Regions from separate parts of the Mus musculus genome. Here region 2 is linked to region 1. A link is a contact called in ENCODE POLR2A ChIA-PET data. All regions are on one chromosome and are shown on one strand. Each heading gives the region's core, a stretch centred on a gene start or an enhancer-like site at or near the end of the contact. The rest is flanking DNA. Distances are from core to core; before and after follow the strand shown.

The links. ChIA-PET counts read pairs that join two places held with the same protein, here RNA polymerase II (POLR2A).
Region 2: POLR2A ChIA-PET joins it to region 1 with 69 read pairs in Patski. The contact joins the enhancer-like site here to the promoter of Phc3 in region 1. POLR2A ChIA-PET finds 5 or more read pairs at or near these places in 3 of 5 experiments (Patski and embryonic stem cell).

The regions. Positions count from the first base shown.
Region 1 is chr3:30,966,389-30,971,342 of GRCm38, forward strand. It overlaps Phc3 (polyhomeotic 3), which reads right to left and starts at 3,027. Exons shown (of 15, transcript NM_001165954.1): 1 at 2,986-3,027. The coding sequence starts at 2,999.
Region 2 is chr3:31,021,306-31,026,650 of GRCm38, forward strand. Prkci (protein kinase C, iota) reads left to right here. Exons shown (of 18, transcript NM_008857.3): 3 at 3,825-3,914; 4 at 4,948-4,998. Among named protein-coding and RNA genes, the nearest start is that of Mir7008, 15 kb to the right of the region's middle. Within about 2 kb of position 1,651, at least 1 of the 3 ENCODE cell types and tissues checked has a DNase peak (open chromatin) inside an H3K27ac peak, as active enhancers do.

The sequences.
Region 1 (4,954 bases), core at 1,777-4,276:
ATAGTTAGCCAACACAAAATGAACTCAACAGTATTTCCAGGAACTTTTTGCTTCATTTTGCTTTGTTTTTGACAATTTTTGTCTAGAATTAGTCTTTTATTTATTTGGATTTTTGTTTTTAATGGGGTTTTTCATGGGGAGATGTTTGTGGGATTCTCCTTTTCTTTTCTTTTCTTTTCTTTTCTTTTCTTTTCTTTTCTTTTTTTTTTTCCTCTCCAAGACAGGGTTTCTTTGTGTAGCCCAGGCTGTCCTGGAACATGCTCTGTAGACCAGGCTGGCCTCAAACTCAGAGATCTGCCTGCCTCTGCCTCGGCCTCCTGAGATTAAAAGTATGGACCACCATCACCACCACTGAGGTCTTTCTGGAGTTTTGTTTTTGTTTTTATGTTTATTTGTTTAAAAAAGAGAGAAAGGGAACTTAAAGTTGGGTAGGTAGGAAAGTGGGGAGAAGCTAGGAGAGATTATGGGTGGGGAAAGAAAAAACACAACCAAAATATGTTGTATGAAAAAAAGAATTTTCAATAAAAAAAGACAAATTTGAAACCAAAAGATAAAGTAGTGAGAGAATATTAAGAGGGTGGGGCTTGAGCACTATCAGAGTCCTTACTGTGTTCTTGGGTATATGGGGGAAGAGCGGATGTGTGTATGTACCTGTGTGCCCTGCACATAAGCAATTATGGACAGTTCTGACCTACCATGTGCGTGCAGGGAATTGAATCCAGGTCCTCTGCAGGAACAAAGGCACCTAACTACTGAGCCATCTCTCCGCCCCTCAGAGTCATTCTGAGAAGATTCCTAAGGAGTAGCTTCCTTCCTGGTTTAACTGTAGCTGCCGTGCAGTTATTTAAAGTGTCTTAGTACACCTGGCACGGTGGCACATATACATGCAATCCCAGCACTTGAAGAAGGTCACCCTTGGCTACATCATACTAAGTGATAGGCCAGCCTGGGCTACACAACACCCTTGTTTCAAAAAAAATAGATAAAATTAAAAATAAGATCCTAAGGACATGTTAGTGGGACTGAAGAGATGGCTCAAATGGTTAAGAGCACTGTTATTCCAAAGGACCTGGGTTTGATGCCCAGCACCCACACAACCCTCCAAAACCCAGTTCCAGGGGATCAGATGCCCTCTTCTGGCTTCCAAGGGACTGGGCACATACATGGCAATAATGTACACACATATACGCAGCTACCTATACGTAAGAAATTTTAAGTTCATTTTTTTCAATTCTCAGTAGCTTTTCTTAGACGACACCATTGTCCTTACTAACTCTAGTGTCAGAAGTTTAGCTTGATACCGGATTAGCCCACTTAAGTAATAAATAAGAAATAAAGAAATAAAGTAGCAAATATAAGCAACTTCTTACATCTTTACAAAAATCCCCCCCCCACAGAAAATTGCTCTAAAATTTGGGGGTGTGGAATATAATTTATTCAGCTTCCAATGCACAACCAGTAAAGTACACGTTTGTACCAAACTTTCTAATCTTTTCCCTCCAGTATTATGATCTTATGTCATTTATGTTGTAGTACAAATTTTTACCCACTGAGAAATCTATACTTTAATAAAGCCAAGCCTCTAAGGGCTTCCATGCTGTTACAAACTAAAACCACAGTAGCTGTCACCCCAGGCTCAGAAGGCCCCATGAGAATCCACTGGATTCCTCCTTCCTTGTCTGTCTTTTTCTCCTGAGAAATAAAAGTTGAACCGGCTGGCATTCCCACCGTCGACAAGCCTGTAACAAGAACATTTACTTCTCTTTCTTAAAAATCAAAACAAAATAGGGTGTCACTACGTAGCTCAGGCTGGCCTCAATGAGACTCAGGAGTCTCCAGCCACCATAGGCTGTATTAACAGCTCCAATATACAAGGGAGAAAGTAAGGTGAAAGGAAAAACAGATGGGGCTGCTAACTTCTTTTAGTGGGAGCTGAATCACATTTTTAGACGTTCTGCTGTTCATTTCCTTCCAATCAGCAAACCACAGTATCATATGGCACCTGCTCAATACTACACTCAATCAGCAGTAAGGTAAAATCTTGAAACTACTGCGTGTCAAAACACTTTGGCACCGGGACCAATGGCATCCAAGCCACCACCGTAAACCCTGGCCTTTCAAAGTCTTATTCTGCTCAGCTGTGCTCTCAAAGCCCAAAGGCGGGCGAAGAAGACAGTGAGTTCTGACGAACCAAAAATGGTCAGGGAACCTAGACAGTAATTCTAAACATTGGATGTGTGCAACTGGGCAAACCATCGCTTTACATTTCGAGGCCTGGTACAAAAGAACACTTTCGGGGAGCGCACGGGCTTGGCACGGAAATACTTGCCGCGTTCAGCTCTGGCACTCCAGAGGCCTACCCGGGAACCTGAAGTTTCAAGTCGCCAACTGAGCATAGCATCACAGCGCTACCCAAGAATGCGGCCCTCCAGGGAGGGAGGCTCGCCGCCGCAGCCCGAGCCCGGAGGGGGACTGCAAGGAAAGGCCGGGGAGGTGGGGAGCCTCGGCCGTGGGCCGCAGCCGCTGTCCGGACGCCTCCCTGCGCCTCCCCGCGCCCCCGCCGCACGGACGGACGGACGGACGGACAGACAGACGGCTACGGGCCCGCAGGAGCCAGCGCGGAGGCCCGGCGGCGCCTGCCCAGCCGGACACACCTCGGCGGGGACCGCGGCTGGAATGACAGCCCCGGCCGAGCGCCGCAGGGCTCGCGTCCCGGGAGAGCCCGGAGACTAGGGTCCCCCGGGTAGCTGTGCGCTTAGGACCACACAGCCCCGGGACCGCACGGCGCAGCACGCACTCCCGAGGGGAGGCTGGCTGGACCTGCCATCCTCCTCCCACAGTCGGGCTTCTCCACCACGCCGTGGCTCCCGCCTCGCCTCCGCCCTGCACCGCCAGCCTCGGAGCCCCAAGAGCTGCCTCGGGGGAACGTGTCGCAGCCCTCACTCGCCCCCCGGTTACGACATCAGTCACCAGCAAGTCACTCACTCCGCTTCCGCCATCTTCTCTCCTCCATCACTAACACGAAGTGCGCATGCGCCTCCTTTTCCCCCTGCAAGAGCCAAGAGCCGAGGGGCGGGATCTGGGGGGCGGGGGGCGCAGAGGTCACGTGAGGCCAGCGACTGCCAGGCTCCCTCCCACCTCAACTCTCTCTGTGAGGTGGCCTGTGTTTCCCTAAGTGGTCCTTCCCAGACACCCTCTATTTCTATGGCTCAGAATCTTTGTCTTAGCCCGGGGTCTGCGACGAATATAGAAAAAGTTCTGCTTAGCGCTGGAAATGTAGAAGTTGCTAGAATACTTTCAGAAACGTGCATCAAGTCTTAGGTTCAATACCCAGCCCCACATAAACCAGACATGGCTAGGCCCTTAGAAAGTGTTGTTTTGAATAAAAATTCAAAGTCATCCTAGACTATATAATGTAAAACAGAAACCCCATGATCCTGGTTCTATAAGAAAGCAGACTGAACAAGCAGCAGCCCTCCACAGCCTCTGCATCAGCCTCTGCATCAGCTCCTGTTTCCAGGTTCCTGCCCTACTTGAGTTCCTGTTCTGATTTCCTTTGGTGATGAACGGTGCTATAGAAGTGTAAGCCAAATAAACCCTTTCCCTCATGTCCTGCTTTGGGGATGGTGTCCCCATACCTTGCAAGGGTAAGCTTCTGTTTCCTGAACCTAAGATATCCTGAAAACCATGCTTTTTAACCTCTGCTGAATTTGTAACCCCATGATGTATACTCCTTTGCCTTGCTAAACTCCTGAACATCTCTGATGACTCCCCTTCCATATAGTGTCTTACCCTTGTATACCTCACAGCCGGCCTTGAGCCCTGAGTCCCCCCATTCTTCTGTCCTGGTGCTAACAGCCAACGCTCTCAACAGCTGTAATCTATCAACCCTAATCCTTGCCCCACAACAGAGACCTCAAAAGCCAGTGAGGGGCTGCTTTCTGAAACCTGAACTTGGATGAGGCAGCCTTTAGCCAGTCTAAGTATAGCTTGCTTAATCAGACAGTTGTGGAAATGTTTTTCCCCACCTCGGGTCTAACAGAAATTTTAAGGCTAGCCTGGGATATGTAAGACTGTGTTTAAAAAAAAGAAAGAAAGAAAGAAAGAAAGAAGAAAAATTAACTACAACTATAAAACATTAAAAATATGTATCCAAAATAGTCTGAAAAGTGGATTTTGTAGACATACATACACAGTGTGACTTTGCTTCATAGATCCAAGAAATAAGCAAATCTCTGTTGCTCTTGACTGAGAAAGAAGCATAGTGATCGTAAACAGTGTCTCCTATTTCCTGAGATGAAGTGCACTAATCTCAGTGTCTCAGGGTTCCATTGCTGTGATGAAACACCATCCCCAAAGCAGGTCATGGGAGAACGAGTTTATTTGGCTTACACTTCTATATCACCGTTCATCACCAAAGGAAGTCAGAACAGAAACTGAAGCAGGGCAGGAGCTGATGCAGAGGTCATGGAGGGCTGCTGCTTACTGGCTTGTTCAGTCTACTTTCTTATAGAACCAGGATCACCAGCCACAATAGGTGGGGCCTGCCCACATTGATCACTAAGAAAATGCCCTACAGGCTTGCCTACACACTGATATTATTAAGATAGTTTCTCAGTTGGGGCTCCCTCCTCGCCAATGACTTTAGCCTTGTGTCAAGTTGGCATAAAATTAGACAGTACAACTGACCCCTTAGCAGTTTGACACAGAGACACATCACTGTTAAGCCACAAATTTTCCTTTCTTTCCCATCCCTGAGATCACACATAAAGACATCACAATATAAAACATTTTACAAACTTAGAAAGTCCCATAGGCTTTAAAAATTCAAACACTTACAAATCCAGGCTCTGTAAAATATCCAGTCTCTTTTAAAATCCAAAGTCTTTTAAAAACCTAATGTCTCTCAACTGTGGGTGCCTATAAAATCAGAAATACGTTTAAAACCTCCTTA
Region 2 (5,345 bases), core at 401-2,900, 54 kb after region 1:
TTTGAAGCCTGCTGCTTATTTGCTTCTTTTTATAGCTAAAAACAAACAAACAAAAGGGCTGTGTGGAAAATAAGAATAAGCCTACTGGTCAATATCCAGATTTTATTAATTCTTTAATTACCTCAAAATTAACTACAATGAGCAAATACTCAGAATGTACTTGTATTTTATTTTAGACATTTAGAATTTGGTAATAGTGTTAGCTTTGAAAAATACCTTTCCTGGTCATTTTTGTTTTGTAATGACTTACATAGAGTGCTTTATGCATCAAACATATGGTCGAAAAAGGTCACATGTATCACGCAGGCCCTCAATCCAAGAAAAACAGAACAGGTTCAATGTGTGTGGTGTCTGTGCAGGGGTAAGTTAATGTATGGTTAACTAACAGGTTGAATGTGTGTGGTGTCTGTGCAGGAGTAAGTTAATGTATGATTAACTCACCGTCTTCTCACAAACCCCCTCAGAGCCTAGCTCATCATGACATTAGGTCCACAGTCCAAAGATGGTCATCTAATCCTGTGTCTTGCCCATCTATGGTTTGGGTTCCTTGACTGCCTCTCTGCTAGTTCTAAAGATCCATGAAATGGTGACAGGATAGTAAACTAGAGACAGGAGTAGTATAGTAGCTACCCCTAGTCACCAAGAGGGGAAGGTTCTGGTTCTGAACTATAATAGAATGTATTGTCATTCCCTCAGGAAAGCTCACTGCTACTCTCTGGGATTGGATCCCATGACTCTTAACATTGATGCTCTGATTCATCCTTCTCTCTTCCTAGGCTCTGTTTTGTAGTTCACTAATTTGCCTAGATTCTCTCCCACAGTTGAAAGACATAGCTCTTCATTTTGAACATTGTAGACCACCTGTGTATGGAGTTGTAACTGTTCATTGGACAAAAGCCATACTCACATCAGACTCTTCTAGACAAGGACTACATGTGTCTGAGGTTTGGGGACTAGAGAAATGGCTCATCAGTTGAGGGCACTGGCTACCTTACAGAGGACCCAGGTTTAATTCCCAGCACCTTCATGACATCTCACAACTATCTGTAACTACAGTTCCAGGGGATCTGACACTTTGACATATGCACATTCAAGAAGACACCACACCAATGCATATAAAAATAAAAATAAATTATTTTACAAAAAGAAAAGCCATTTGCTACTTTGGCCCTTCTGCCCAGTCTTCTGATCTTTGTATTTGCAGCCACTGATTCTGTAGATGCGTTTTCTGTTTGCTGTATTGCCTTCAGTGAGTGTCACCACACTCGCTCATTCATTTTGTCTATTGTCCGAACCGTTTTCTCTGTCTTCTGGCCTTCACAAGCAGTCCGTGGCTGCCATCTTCTGCCTTTCATGAAATAGAAAAGGCCACGTAAGTCTTCTTTTTGTGCCAGTTCTGGTTAGGTTTTCTATTTCTGTGCAACTTACCTTATAACTTAGTGATTCGAAAACTGACTTTCACAGTTCTGTGACTTATCAGAGCTAATGTTATAAATGTCCACAGAACATAAAAGGGAGTGAGGACTTGGCAGCTGAGTTGGAGAAAAGAACAGACACTGTTTTCTTTGAGACCATGTAGATAGGAAATGGTTTCTCTCAAGTAGTAAGCTGGGTTCTGTGCACTGTGTAATTGAAGATTAGTCAGAGCCAGTGGCATGTAGCATGCAGGAATGTGTCATAAAACCACAGGAATGAGCACCAGAGTAGCAGAGGGGAGGATCCAGTTCAAGCCCAGCTTTGCTCTAAGTGACTTGTTCATTGAGGAATGCACCTCGGATTTCCAGGGATCACTCTGCACTTCGCCTGCTTAGTTGAGAGAGGTGTGTCCTCCTCCCCTTCTGTGTGTGTAACTAAAATTCACCACTTACATTTAAGAGTAGCTGGAGCTGGTGTCCAGCCCTAGGTAGGACATCCTTCCCACCAAAGGCTCGGAACACGTCAGAGGAGGGGCATCTCAGAGGAGGGCTTCAAAGAATGTGAGAGATGCAGGAAGGCGAGGAATGCAACGCTGCCTTTGGGCTGTGCTGTGGCCTCTGCAGCCGAGGACTCACTGCAGCTGTGACCAGTGCAGGGAGGTCAGTCATCATCCCAGCAGAGAGGGCTCAGTGGGCAGCTGTGAACAAAGAAAGAGGCAGAAGGGGAGAAAGGCTCGTGGGGTGCTTCAGAGGAGTGGGAGGGAAAGTGGAGCTGGGGTATACATCATCAGGACGCATTGTTTCTATCTATGCAGTTGTCAAAGAGTAAAAGATGCTTTGTTTAAAGAGAGAAGAGAAACAAAAAGAAGGTGATGGAGAGGTGGGTGAGCAGTGAAGAACACTTGCTGTTCTTTTTGCAAAGGACCCAGGTTCAAATCCCAGCACCCACAAGGTACCTTACAACTGTCTGGAACTCTAGTTCCAGGGGATCTGATGCCTTCTGACCTGCCATAGACACACACACACAGTGCACAGACATATCTGCTAGCAAATATTTGTCAAATAAATCTAAAAAAAATTTTTAGTAGCTCAAGCTAGACTATTCTTAGTCCAGAGTACTTTAGTGGTTTCTTTCTTGTGACTTAATTGACCAAGGTTGTAATATGATACAATATCCATTACAGTCACTGCCTGTGTTAGGGTCCAAGAATCACCAAGGAATGATAACCCAGACTCAAATAGTATGCAAAAGCAAAGAGCATTTTTTTTCCAGCGGAATTTCCTGCATGCAGGGGTCTTTTCATTCAGGAATAGAGACACCGAGTGGGCTCGCAGGCCCAGCTTTTATTGTCAAGGGAATTCCAGTGTGTGTGTGTGTGTGTGTGTGTGTGTGTGTGTGTGTGTGTGTGGTATGTGCCCCTTTACCGTGATTGGTTAGCTCTACTCTAGGGATCCTTCAGGCCAAAGGACAAGGTGTCCTCAGATTGGCTGCCCATGGCTGCGGTTGGCTGACCACAGGTTCCTGGATCCCAGTTCTGTTTGTGGGAAACACAAACTTAGGCCTAGTCTCCCAAACTGTTTGCAGCCTGTCATGGAGTCAGCCTGGCTCTGGCTCAGTCCTCTCACCTGGAAGCCCTACCCATCCATAGTGTGGCAGTGGAACTGCTTTAGCTCCTTTTTAAAAGAAACTAGCAGCCAGGTCTGGTGGCATTAGCTTATAATACCAGTACTTGGTAGACTGAGGCAGGAGGATTGTCTGTTTAAAGCCAGCCCAGGCTATAGAATAAGTTCCAGAGCAGCCTGAGTAAATTACTGAGATCCTATCCCCAAACAGAACAAAACAGGGGTGGGGCTGGCTCTATGCTCTCCGTGTTAGAATGCATGCCAGGCCTGGTCCTGGGCTCCATCCACAACACTGAAGACAAGGAAAAGAGCTGAAAACTTGTTCTTAACCATACCCATGTGAGTGAGCCATGCCTGTCTGAAAGTGGTTAGAGTACATTTGCTTCTCTCCCTCCCCTTCTCTCACCCTCTCCCTCTCCCTCACCCTCTCCCTCGCCCTGGCCCTCACCTTCTCTCGCCCTCACCTTCTCCTCACCCTCTCTCCCTCCCCTTCTCTCGCCCTCTCCCGTGTGTGTGTGTGTGTGTGTGTGTGTGCGTGTGCGTGTGCGTGTGTGTGTGTGTATTAGGAGTAGAGTGGTTTTATATGTAGAAGATGGTGCATCTGCGTCCCATGTGTCCTTTTGTGCAACTAGAAATGGATGTGAGAACATCTGCAGAGGTAAAGTTGCCTAGGGTAGTGTCTAAGCATCTGTCCAGGTACATGCTCCCTCAGTCACAGCCTAGCGAATTTGCTTACTGTTATCGTGCTCAGAGGTTTGGGGACTGAGCTTTCCGTTTTGTTTTTAGGAGACCCATGTACAGTGTCTTCTCAGTTGGAGTTAGAAGAGGCTTTCAGGCTGTACGAGCTGAACAAGGATTCTGAACTCTTGATTCATGGTGAGAGAGCCATCACTTGACTCCCAAAGCTCTAATTAAGACATAACTCTTTTATTATGTGTGCCCTCCTCCCTATGTAATTGGCCTTCAGATTCTTTTTCCTGGAGTAGAGCAAGTAAGACGATTATGCGCTCTATAGTCTAGGAGAACTGTATATCTTTCTATAGTCTTTTAGGATACTAAAGTGCCGTCTCCCATTGCTTCACAACTTAGACATTCCTGCACAGCTTTAGAAGTCTATTTGGGGTGGGGGCAGTGGCCACCCTTTTCTAGTGTAAAGTTTTAAAATGTTGAGAGAAATGATCAGTTACGCAGGCAGGCAGCACCTGCCTATCGTCCTACAGCTTGGGAGGCAGAGGCAGGAGGAGCCAAGATAGGCCACAGCAGCCTGAGCTACATAGTGAGACCATGTCTGAAACAAACGGGAGCTGAGATGAAACTCAGTTGTGGAGTGCTTGCCTGGCACGGTGCTAGGACTGGAATCCTGCTCTGTTCTGTGTACTCTTCCTCAGTGTGGCCCTTGCTTCACCACAGAGCACATTAGTTAACAAGATAGTCTTCGTTATGAAATGCTTTGTTTGGTGTGTTGATAAATTTCCAGCCTAGAATATATTCTTATATTGGAGGTTGGTACTACTCCTGGTATTAATTCACTCTCTAATTGAATGCATATCTTTTAAAAACTGATTTTTGCCATTTAATTCTTTGTTGTACAAAAGTTCTCTGCAATGAGGATTTTAAAAGTAGTAGTGAGTTTCTTTGAGGACCAGTGTTTAAAAAGTGATTATTTACAGGGGACTAGAATTAGTAATTTAAGCTTCTAATGTATTACCTATAGACACATTTATTTTCACAGAAACTTACTTTATATAGACTTGGTAAAAGCAAGAGCCTTTAGTAGACTAATATTAGCCATATGTTGGAATTCTGCCTCTAGTATCTCAGGGCACTTTAAATTTGTGTTAATTTTAATTTTGTATAGTTTGTATTATGTAAATATTCTGCTGATTAATTTTAGTTTATTTTCTTTCAGTATTTCCATGTGTACCAGAGCGTCCTGGAATGCCTTGCCCAGGGGAAGACAGTGAGTGTTCTAGTGCTCTGCACACTTATTACTCACAGTGGAAAACTAAGAACTTTTTGTTTTGTTTTATTTTTTGAGACAAGGTTTCTGGCTGTCTTGGAACTCTCTTTCTAAGACCAGGCTGGCCTCCACCTCTCAGATCTGCCTGCCTCTGCCTCCTACGTGCCAGGATTAAACATGTGTGCTTCCACACCTAGCTTAAGAAACAGAACTTTTGGTTTGTGTGACTTATTCTGTTTTTCACTCTAATTTAGAATATATTACAACTGCCTAAGCTGTGCTTTTGACAGATGGGACTCACCTAACTGTCTATATCTTACATGATGGTCTGTTGTGCATATGAAAAG